Linked DNA regions of Mus musculus: region 2 is linked to region 1. A link is a loop called in an ENCODE intact Hi-C map of the cell type or tissue named here. Cell type or tissue: heart. All regions are shown on one strand. Region 1 holds the start of Dcp1a (decapping mRNA 1A). Region 2 overlaps Rft1 (RFT1 homolog).

The links. Peaks named below come from ENCODE experiments on the same cell type or tissue, not always from the same donor. Only the 100,000 strongest peaks of a DNase experiment are listed, where the experiment ranks them.
Region 2: a loop joins it to region 1, with 2.0 times the contacts of the local background. A loop is called at or near these places in 1 of 42 quality-filtered maps.

The regions. Positions count from the first base shown.
Region 1 is chr14:30,477,523-30,482,522 of GRCm38, reverse strand. It overlaps Dcp1a (decapping mRNA 1A), which reads right to left and starts at 2,958. Exons shown (of 10, transcript NM_133761.3): 1 at 2,707-2,958; 2 at 290-330. The coding sequence starts at 2,901. It also overlaps a transcript of Cacna1d not described here. In heart, a CTCF peak has its summit at 2,917; a DNase peak (open chromatin) is centred at 2,962; H3K4me3 peaks cover 2,088 bases; H3K27ac peaks cover 1,521 bases.
Region 2 is chr14:30,664,150-30,669,149 of GRCm38, reverse strand. Rft1 (RFT1 homolog) reads right to left here. Exons shown (of 13, transcript NM_177815.3): 6 at 2,334-2,471. Among named protein-coding and RNA genes, the nearest start is that of Rft1, 12 kb to the right of the region's middle. In heart, no CTCF peak of the experiment used is centred here; a DNase peak (open chromatin) is centred at 2,889.

The DNA of each region.
Region 1 (5,000 bases):
CCACTGTATTATACTGTTTTCATAGACATTTATATGCATGTGTTCTTTTTAACATGGGATAGTCGTTAGGCAGGCATCTCTTTGGGATGCATTAATTTAAAAATTCTGAGCCACTTTTCCCAGGCTTGGAGAGGAGAAGCAGCTATTGTAGGATTGCACTGCTTGGATGAAGGAAAACTGGAGAAAGACAGGAAGGTTCCAAACACAGGTACACAATAGAAACTGACCATGCTACACGACAATGATCATCACCATTGAAGTGAAATAGAAACACCCTTAAGAAACTTACCTTCGGTATACAAATAACGTCCCTTCTATATCAGTCTTCTCCTGTAACAGACAATAACTCTGTTAGTTTTCCACAAATAATCCAATGCCAAATGGTCTCAGCTGAAGCAGACACACTTTCAGGCCAACTTGTCTTATTTACGGTGGAATCAGCTGTGTATGTGCTCTCGGGAATGCATGCCGGCGCTCGTGTATAACTGTGTAGAGGTTAGTGGTCACTCTCAGGTGTCATTCCTTCCAGTCGGGGGTCTCACTGGCCAGAAGATGGACAATTAAGCTACACTTGCTGGTCAGCGGGCTCCAGTGTTGGATCCTAAGTGGCTCCATATCCCAGTGTGGGATTGTAAGTGCAAGCACTATGCCCAGCTTTCTATGTGAATGCCTCAGGCTCTCATGCTTGGGAGGCAAGCACTTCATCCGCTGAGCTGTCTCTTTAGTCTCCAAATTAATCACTTTTGAGCAGGTAAAGCAAGCCACTTTTTATTTATTTATTTATTTATTTTCCTTTTTCCGGAGCTGAGGACCGAACCCAGGGCCTTGGGCTTGCTAGGCAAGCGCTCTACCACTGAGCTAAATCCCCAACCCATGCCACTTTTTAAAACTCTAAACAAATTGTGTACCCATTCAACCCTGTGTTTATATAAGTGTATGCAATGTCTAATCCAACAATATGTCTTCATCTGTAGCCTATGTCTATTTCCACCAGTAAGGAACAGCTAAAGGAAAACACACACATACATACATACACACACACACACACACACACACACACACTTAGCTTTACTTATTATTTTTATGTATTAAGTTTTTTTTTTCAATTAAAAAAGGTGCAGGAATGTTTTGTCAGCATACATATGTCTTTGTAACATATGTGTGTGTGGAGCTTACAGAGGACAGCAGAGGGCATTGGATCTCTTTGGACTAGAGTTACAGATGGATATAAACCAGCATGGGGATGCTGGAAAACTGAGCCAGGTCCTCAGGAAGAGCAGCAAATGCTCGTAGCTACTACTGAGCCACTTCTCCAGCCCCAGTTTTATCTTTGTAAACACAAAAACCTTTCAATTAGGTATCTTAATATTTACAGTCAAGGTATTGTGTACTGCAACTTAAAAAAAGAAAAACCAAACCAAAATAAAAAAACAAAACAAACTTAAGCAGTCTATGGAAGTTTATAGAAAAAGAATAGAACTTTCTTCAACCCTGATACCAGGGTTGAACTCAGAGCCTGGGGCTCATGATGCACAGCTGTGCACCATTGAGCTAAATCCCTACCCTTGGGAAATTTTCTTATAAGATCCTTTGTTTCATTTCTGGAGGATTTAGGAATATTTTCACAAGTTACACATTTTGCGGTTACCAAACACAATTTATTATTTTCAGAACTTTGTTAAGAATCATGGATAGAAACCATTCTCTGCCTTAGGCAAATTTGGTAGGGTTTTAAAATAAACAACTGAAAATGTGACTAAGAAATTGTAACTCGGGGTGGGTATATAGCCCAGTGGTAGAGGAACAGTGCCTGCCTGCTATCAGGGGGTCTTGGGTTTGAGTTCCTGTACTACAAGAAATAAACAAGAAAATCGAACATTAGTATTCTTTCTTTTGCTGCAACAGCGTTAACTCGGGTTTTCAGCGCAGGTGTTGAGCTTTAATGTTCTAAAACCGAACCTCTGTATAGCCCAATGAGTGAATGAGGAAAAACGGAGCACAAGAAAAGGGGCCGTGTACACAGGTGCTTCGAGTTGAGGTTAACTAGAATCTGCGAGTAGACAAAGTAACTTCTGCAACTCTATGCCACTCACACAATCCCAAAAGAAGGGAGCCATCAAAGGTCCTAGCACTGGTCTCTTTTTCTTGCAAACGTCTCCAAGGAATCCAGTTCTTACTGAAGTAGCCTTGAAAATTTTCCTCAAATTCCAGAGATACAGAGTAGTTCGACTAAAGCTGGTCTAACTCCTGAAGCTGATTTTTAAAGCTTCAAATCCAAACCATCACATTTAGGTCGGCAGGGAAAGAGGAGCGGACTCTTCCATCAAGTACATGTATCTAAGAGTCCTCAAAGTCTTCAAACACAGGCTTTCACTCACTTGTTAAAATTAACTTGTCTCATATTTTACCAATGCAACCTCAAGCCCCGAGAACCGACCCAAAAAGACTGATCCTGCCTCGTTTCTCTCCTCCATCCGATTTCCCTGCTCTGTCTCTGGTCTACTCCTTCCGCTACATTCTTTCAATTCCGCGTGCCCCGGTCACCTCTTTGGCTCCGGACCCGGTTTTGGGAGAGGTCCCGGCCTCGCCTTTGCGGTCCTGGGCTCCTGCTTCTCTCCCCCACCCCCAATCCTCAGCTGTCTGCGCGGTCCCTTTAAGAGGCGGCAGCGGCCAGGCTGGCCTTGTCCCCGGCCGGGCCTCACTCACCCACTGGTTGGCTTTGGGGCAGAAAGTGTACAGGGCGACCTGGCCCGTGAGGTCTGCGATGCTGGTGATATAGGGGTCGTGTTGTTTCAAGGCCGCCAGACTCATCTCTTGCTCAGCTCGACTCAACAACTCCATCTTGGATCTCAGAGCCGAGCCCCTCCGGCGGGGGCGGACTGTGGAACAGGAAAGTGCCATCCAGGCAAAGTTCCCCCAGCTCAGTCAGCCCTCCACTTCCGCCTACCGGCCCAGCCTTGCCGAGCGTGGTACTTCAGCTAATCTCATCCGCTGCTCCTGTGCGCCAGGAGCCCTGGTTCCGATTTTCTTCGGGCCGCGTCTGCCGGAAGAGACAGGCCCCCGCGCCTGCGCGGTGGAGCCGTGAGCTGATAGTCCGGAGACCTCTCTCACCTGGCGGGGTGTGAACCGGTTCCCTGAATGAACCTGACTCCTGCCGGGGAGGCTGCACCCCAGCGCAGTCCCTAACTCGGGTTCCGGCGCAGAATCGAAATGCTTGCTGCTGAGGACATGAGGTCTCCACGTACCATTTAGAAAACTCAGACCTGGCTGGAGAGATGGCTCAGCGTTTAAGAGCACTGACTGCTCTTCCGAAAGGTCCTGAGTTCAAATCCCAGCAACCACATGGTGGCTCACAACCATCTGTACAGCTACAGTGTACTCATATACATAAAATAAATAAATCTTTAAAAAAAGAAAAAAGAAAACTCAGTCCAAATGAGGAAGGGGAGCTGTCCGTCACTTCTGACCTCAGAGTGCACCTTCACTCTTAACAGTTTGGTAACTTTTGAAAGAAATGTTTCAAAGCAGCCAAACTAGCCTGCCTGGAACTACAATAGACTTGGCCTACCCTCTTTTGCTCGTCTTTTTCCTCATCTGGGTCCCAGATAAATATTTCTATTGTTCTATAGAGACGTCTATTATTTAAAATAGTAAGTAGATCTCTTTTAAAAAGAAAACATTTATTGGGCATTTTAAGGGATCAGGAAGTACTAAGAGGTAAAGCAAAGTGCTCAGGCTGTTTTCATTGAGTTGCTTTAAAAACCATCGTTTCTCTTTATTGAAGACATCTCAGCACAAATGAACATTTTTGAAAGGATAAACTTTACATTTTCTCAAAGTACCCCCACATATTTGTGTTGCTTGTGGTTTTACATACTAATGGAAGGGCAAACTTTACATTCTTGACAGAACCGCGTGTGAAGCAACTACAAAAGCTGGAACAGCCGCCTATCGGTTATTCACCCTTCACTTCTGTACACACTCACTGATCTTATTGAGTGGTTGCCAGCTCCGAGCTTCCAACTCTTTTGGCTCTAGGAGAAACTAAACGCAAGCAAACAGCCCCATGATAGATGTCTCTCTTTGAATTCCAGAGGGTGGCGTCCTTATTGCCATCTGAGCCAGGAAAGGTAGTGAAGGAACCTCACTACCAGTTCCAGCATGGCAGGCAAGGTTCTGGCAGACCTTGCTCTTCTCCCCTTTTCCCTCTGCCTTGCTAAAAACTGTTAGATTTTATTCCTAACACTAGCCACCAAGGTCTAGTCCCTAATTTAGCCACTTCTTTCTCCTGAGGCCGACTACCAAAGTCCAGCTATAAAAGTATTGAAGTCCAGCAATCAAAAGCCCCCTTTAGTTCACCTAATTAATGTGCCCAATTAAAATTAAACACATCCTACTGTGGGGTTTCCCCTTTTACCTTTATTAACTGCCGTTTGCCTGTGGGCCACTTCTGCCTCGACATCCAGAGGCAGTCCTTTATTCCCTCCTCCCCAAATATCTCTCATTCCCTTCCTCCCCTCCTCTTTGTTTCCTTCCCCTTCGTCCTCTTCCCCTCTCTCCTGTCTTTGTTCATTATCCATGCTCTCTGTCCCTCTGGGGCACATTCATCTCTGTGCTAAGAACATGATGGCCTTGGGGTGTCTCGAGCCGACTTCTGAGGTTGGCTTCGGGTAGGCAGGCTTCAAGGAGTTGCTGAGGTCTGAACTGGTGCTTTGGATGAGTAGGTGTTCCTCGGGAAAGTAAAGCAAGGGCTGAGATTTGCATCGTGACTCGGTGGTGAGGTGGGAACCTAGCATTTAACTGATGCTTTAATTCAGCCCGGAGGGGAAGAGGTGAGTGGCTCACAGTTCCACACTAGTCAGTCGTATTCTGGTATTAGAGTCTCTGGGATCTTTTGCTTCACATCCAGGCTACCTTTTACCCAGTGGTAGAGGGTAGGAGCCCATTACTTTCTTTACCTTCAATTTCCCTCTGTATGCTAATTCCATAGGTTATTTACA
Region 2 (5,000 bases), 190 kb before region 1:
AAAAACTAGCATGGTCAATAAGCCCAACTCTTTTGGAAGACTGGTTAACCACACAGACCTAACATGGTCCATAGAAAGCAATTACAAGGAAGAGGATCCAAAACAAGCTGTCTGGTTTGGGGTTTAGTCACTTAACTCCTCTGAGCACCAGCTCTCGCATCTGTAAAATGGAGACGAGAGCAGGGTCTTACAGACATTACTATATCCTCAGACTTTTTCCTGATTTTAACCTTGGGGCAGAGTCTTTCTAAGCTGTCAGGCAGTCCTGAGCTCCCCAGACAGCCCAGGAACTCCATGGACTCTTAGCCACCAGCCTCTGCTTCTAGAGTAGCTGGGCTTAGAGGCCTGTGCTATCACGATCATCTTACATGGTTCTTTTCAAAATACAAACAGCTTCACGGAGCTCCTGACGTCTTCAGAGGAGTTACATGAGCCATAGAAGCCAATGGTTTCACTTTAAAAATAGAGTCTGTAGTTGCAGTCTACAGTCCCAACCAACTCAGACGATGAGAAAAGACTGTCTGAGCTCAAGAGGTAGCACTTGGCCAGGCAAAAGAACAAACAAGCAAAAACACAAAACCAAACAAACAAAAAGCCAGAGTCTGCAGGCTTCAGCTCTACTCCTGTTGCCTCCCAAATCAAGAGGAAACTCTCTGAGGCCTAGAAACGTCCCTTCCTGGCTATCTGCAACCTGAATCACACCAATCATGGAGTCAGCCGTTTCAGGATTGGGGCAGCTGTCCCAAGGATACAGGTGCAGGTACTCTCAGTTAAACTGTAACGTGCTCACACCACTGCCAATGGTGTTAGCCTTGCTTCAGATGGTGATACCGACTTGTGCCAGGCCACGGTTAAGCCTATACAGGCTCCATCTCATTAGGCCCTCAAAACCTTATAAGGAACAGGTCCTTATCACCCTTACTGGGCATGTAAAGAAACTATTAACAACTCAACAAACACTCCTTTCCAAAACATGCTGGAGAACAGAGAGGCTGGTCAATATGAAAAGCTGGTCAGGTCACAGTGGGCACTGGGAGACCCTAGTGTGGGAGAGACTCCTCTAATTTGGAATCCTAGCCATTTACACCCACAAATGAGACATAGTGGTGGCCAAAACTGTCCTGGGTTAAGGTCTGCTAAGAGCCAGCTGATGAGAACGGAGCACTCCTTGCTAACAAGTGAGAACACAGCAGGCTCTGACATCTAATACCTGGGCCTTCCTTACCATTGTGTAACAGGACTCCATGAATTCAGAGCCTCTGTTCCCACAGATCTGCTACCTTCTCAAGTAATCACAAAAGAGAAGTGAAGCAGATACCCTTCTACTACAAAGAAACAAACAACAAACCAGCAAACAGGTGCTGAGAAAAAGACAGGAGCCCAGCATGAAGCAGCTACGTGGTGTCCTGTCCCCTGAGAGGCTCTGGTTCCAGGCTGGCAATAGCACTGACCCCATCAGAGTGGGAAATGCAAGACAAACCGCCAGAGAGGGAAAAGGGGTCGAACATGATGAGGCTTCACTCCTGCATGCCAGCATCCAGCTTTCTCCTTTGGTCTGATGGGAAAGTAGTCATGTGAAATGCTGCCCCACTCCAAGATCAAAACAAAACAAAACAAAGCCAGACATTATCTTTCTTATCTTTCATACCAGCACTCAGGAGGCTGAGGCAGAATTGCAAGCTTGAGACCAGTATGGGATAAATAGCAAGACTTTGTCTCAAAAAGGTCCAAAATGAGACAACAACCACTGGGGGTTATCCCTGCATTCTCAGAATCCTGGACTGTCTCTGCCAGAGGTCAATCCAAGAAAACGGTTGGAGGAGAAGACACAGGAGTGGAACATGGGCACTGGATCCCCTGCGGACTGCTAATTGCGCTCTATCCTCACCCTGGACAGGTACAGCCTTAACTCAGCCTTAGCTCTTTAACCCTAATGCAGGAAGAGTGAAAATGTTAGCCTTCAGAGATGGAAGCACTGGATGACGCACGTGAAGGATTACAGAGCCCGGCAGTTTTTCTCTACTGGGAGAGGTGAGCCTCTGAGGAGATGTGGCAGTGTCTGGAGGTGCTGTAAGTGCTGGGCTGGTGCGGGAAGACCTACTGGCATCATGAGCCAGGAATGCTAAACACCCCAAGGTGCATAACAGTCCCTATAACCAAGCATGCCCTATGCAAAAATCACCAGTGCTAAGATTTGGAAATCCTGACCTAGTATGTGGCAAGCACTCAATAAATACAATCTGTAAATTTATCTTTCCTATTATAAAATAAGCCAGCTGCAGTTTCTCTATCTCGAGGAAAACCATCATCTGTGAACAAAATGCATTACTCACTCTGCTTCTTGAAATACTGGGCAACAGTTGTGTTACTCTGGAGACAGGAAGAGTTAGTTGCTTGGCTGATTCTGGGGAACGCAGTAATTGTATTAAATAGATGGCATAGCAGAGCACCAGAACAGTCGTGTAGAGAAGCTGAAACAAGAAAGCCGAGGGTTGGAATTGAACTGTTCTGAGAGGGGCATAATCACAACAGAACTATCAATATTACTCCAAGGTCAATCAAGGCATAAAAGTGTCCTAATTAACTGCACCCTCCAAAGCACAGCCCACCACTCAGAGCCAGTGCCACCGTGGCTCCTGTGCATAGGCTCTAACACTGGACTTGCCTGGAGAACACAACTTCCAAGGTAGACAGCCAGGAGCTCAAACGGCTCAGATGTCAGATACCCACCCAGCAAACTGACTCCAGGTGTCCTGCCTGCTGACAGCCGGGATTTGCCAACATTTAGGACTGGGTTTTCCATAAACCATGGAACTTGTGCCATTTATGATTACAAAGCAGAATTGAGCTACTGGCTCTCTCTCCTCCCCACCCAGGGCATTGGCAGGGTGACAGCTACTTCCAGCTCCAAGAGGAAAAGGTGGGGTCATGAGAAGGTCTACCTCACCCTCCACCCAACTGGGACAAAAGAATCGCCTTTGGTCAGAAGTAGCCAGCTAGCTTTTGTTTGAAGGCTAGAAATGAGTACCCAAATGGCCCCTTGCCACCAGCCCCCTTCTGAGAATGACAGTGCACCTTAGCTCCAGGACTGGGACCTCCAAATCCCTTTTTTTCTTTTCTTTTGATTTTTCAAGACAGGGTTTCTCTGTGTAGCCCTGGCTCTCCTGGAACTCACTCTGTAGACCAGGCTGGCCTCGGACTCACAGAGATCCACCTGCCTCTGCCTCCCGAGTGCTGTGGTTGGGGGTGAACACCACATTGTCCAGCCCAAGCCCCTCTTTCTACTTGTCTATACAAGGGAACTCCTGTCAAAAGGCACATGGCAGGGAAAGGGGTCGTCTTCGGTAGGCAGCTTAGTGTCCTATATGCTCTAATCTCAGTCATCAGCCGTCTTCACTCAGGCCTCAAGGCCTTAAGCAAGCAGTGGAAGTGGGAGCTGCTTACTCCCCCGTCCCACTCACTCCCCCATCCTTGTGGGAGCCACTCCCTCCCCCGTCCTTGTGATAGGTGTGCTTCTCCACCTCTCCTCACCTTCCTGCGGAGCTGAGTTCTGAAGGCAGGGAGCCACAACCACAGGATCCTCCTTTACTTCCATCAGGAGAGTCACATAACAACTGTTACCATTATAACCAGAGGACTCAGCGGCTTGTAGTACACTTACATTGTTGTCAAACCATTGACATGTCACCACTACCTAATTCCTTAACATTCTCATTACCCCAAAAGGAAACTGCACCCTTTAAGCAATCACAACTCATTCCCCCAGCACTTAGCAACCACTACTGTGCTGTCTGTGGTCCTGCCGTCTGTCTGTGGTCCTGCCGTCCTAGACACTATACACTCGTGGAATCATACAATGTGTGGCTTCTTGTGCCTGACTAGTTCTTTCCTTTAGTATGTTCTGTTCCAATCGTGGACCTCTGACTGTTCCGGAACTCTGTAGACCAAGCAGACCCCAACCTTGCCCTAGCCCTCCTGCCTCTGCCTCCAGATGCTGCGATGACATGTTTGTCACTATACATGGCAGTTCTTAGAACTGAATAATACTCCATTCGATGAATATACCAAATTCTGTTTACCCAATCATCAGCTAAAGGGCATTTGAGAGTGTCAACCTTTTGGCCACTGTGACTAGTGAGTGTTATGAATGTTCTCTTTGGTATATATACTTAAGAGTGGGATGCTGGCACACGCATATCTGTTTAATTTTTAAAGGGACCACTATACTGCACTTCACAGAAGCTGCCGTTATTTTATATGTAGACCAGAAATGTACTAGCTTCAAATTTTCATAACCTTACCTACAGCTGTTATTCTATACCCACCCTAGTAAGTATGAAGAAATACCTCACTATGGTTTTCATTTTGTTTATTTGTTGTTAGTCAGATTTTCTCTGTGTAGACCTCACAAGGTGACCAGGTTAGCCTTAAACTCCTATAATCCCACCTGCTTCTGCCTCCCAAGTGCTTGGTTTAAAGGCCAGGCCAGGCCTTCACTATGGTTTTTGATTTGCATTTCCCTAATATTATTGACCCTGAAATTTTTTTTTATGTGCTTTTTGTCCATTTGCTTTATACATTCTTTGGGGAAATGTCTGTTCAAATTCTTTGCCGGTTTCTAACTGAGTGGCTTGTCTCGTTTATTGTCAGGAATGAGCATTCCTTATTTACTCTAAGGCAAGTTTTATGGGCAGTTTAAGGAAGACTTTGGAGGCAGGATTGACAAGGGGACTCTCAGTGCCCTGGGTAGGGCTCACATGCTGCTATGAGTGTCACTGCCTGGTACACATTTGGCCATGATTGTCCTGTGGAGCTTGGAAAAGTCTCATGGCAAGGAAACAAATGCATTCAGTCATTTTCCCTCGTTGAACTATGACGCTACCATGGGTAGAAACTGTAACATCAGAAACACACAGCGCCAGCAGGGCGTGGTGGGGCAGAGGCAGGCAGATCTCTGAGTTTAAGGCCAGCCTGGTCTATAAAGTCAGTTCCAGGACAGC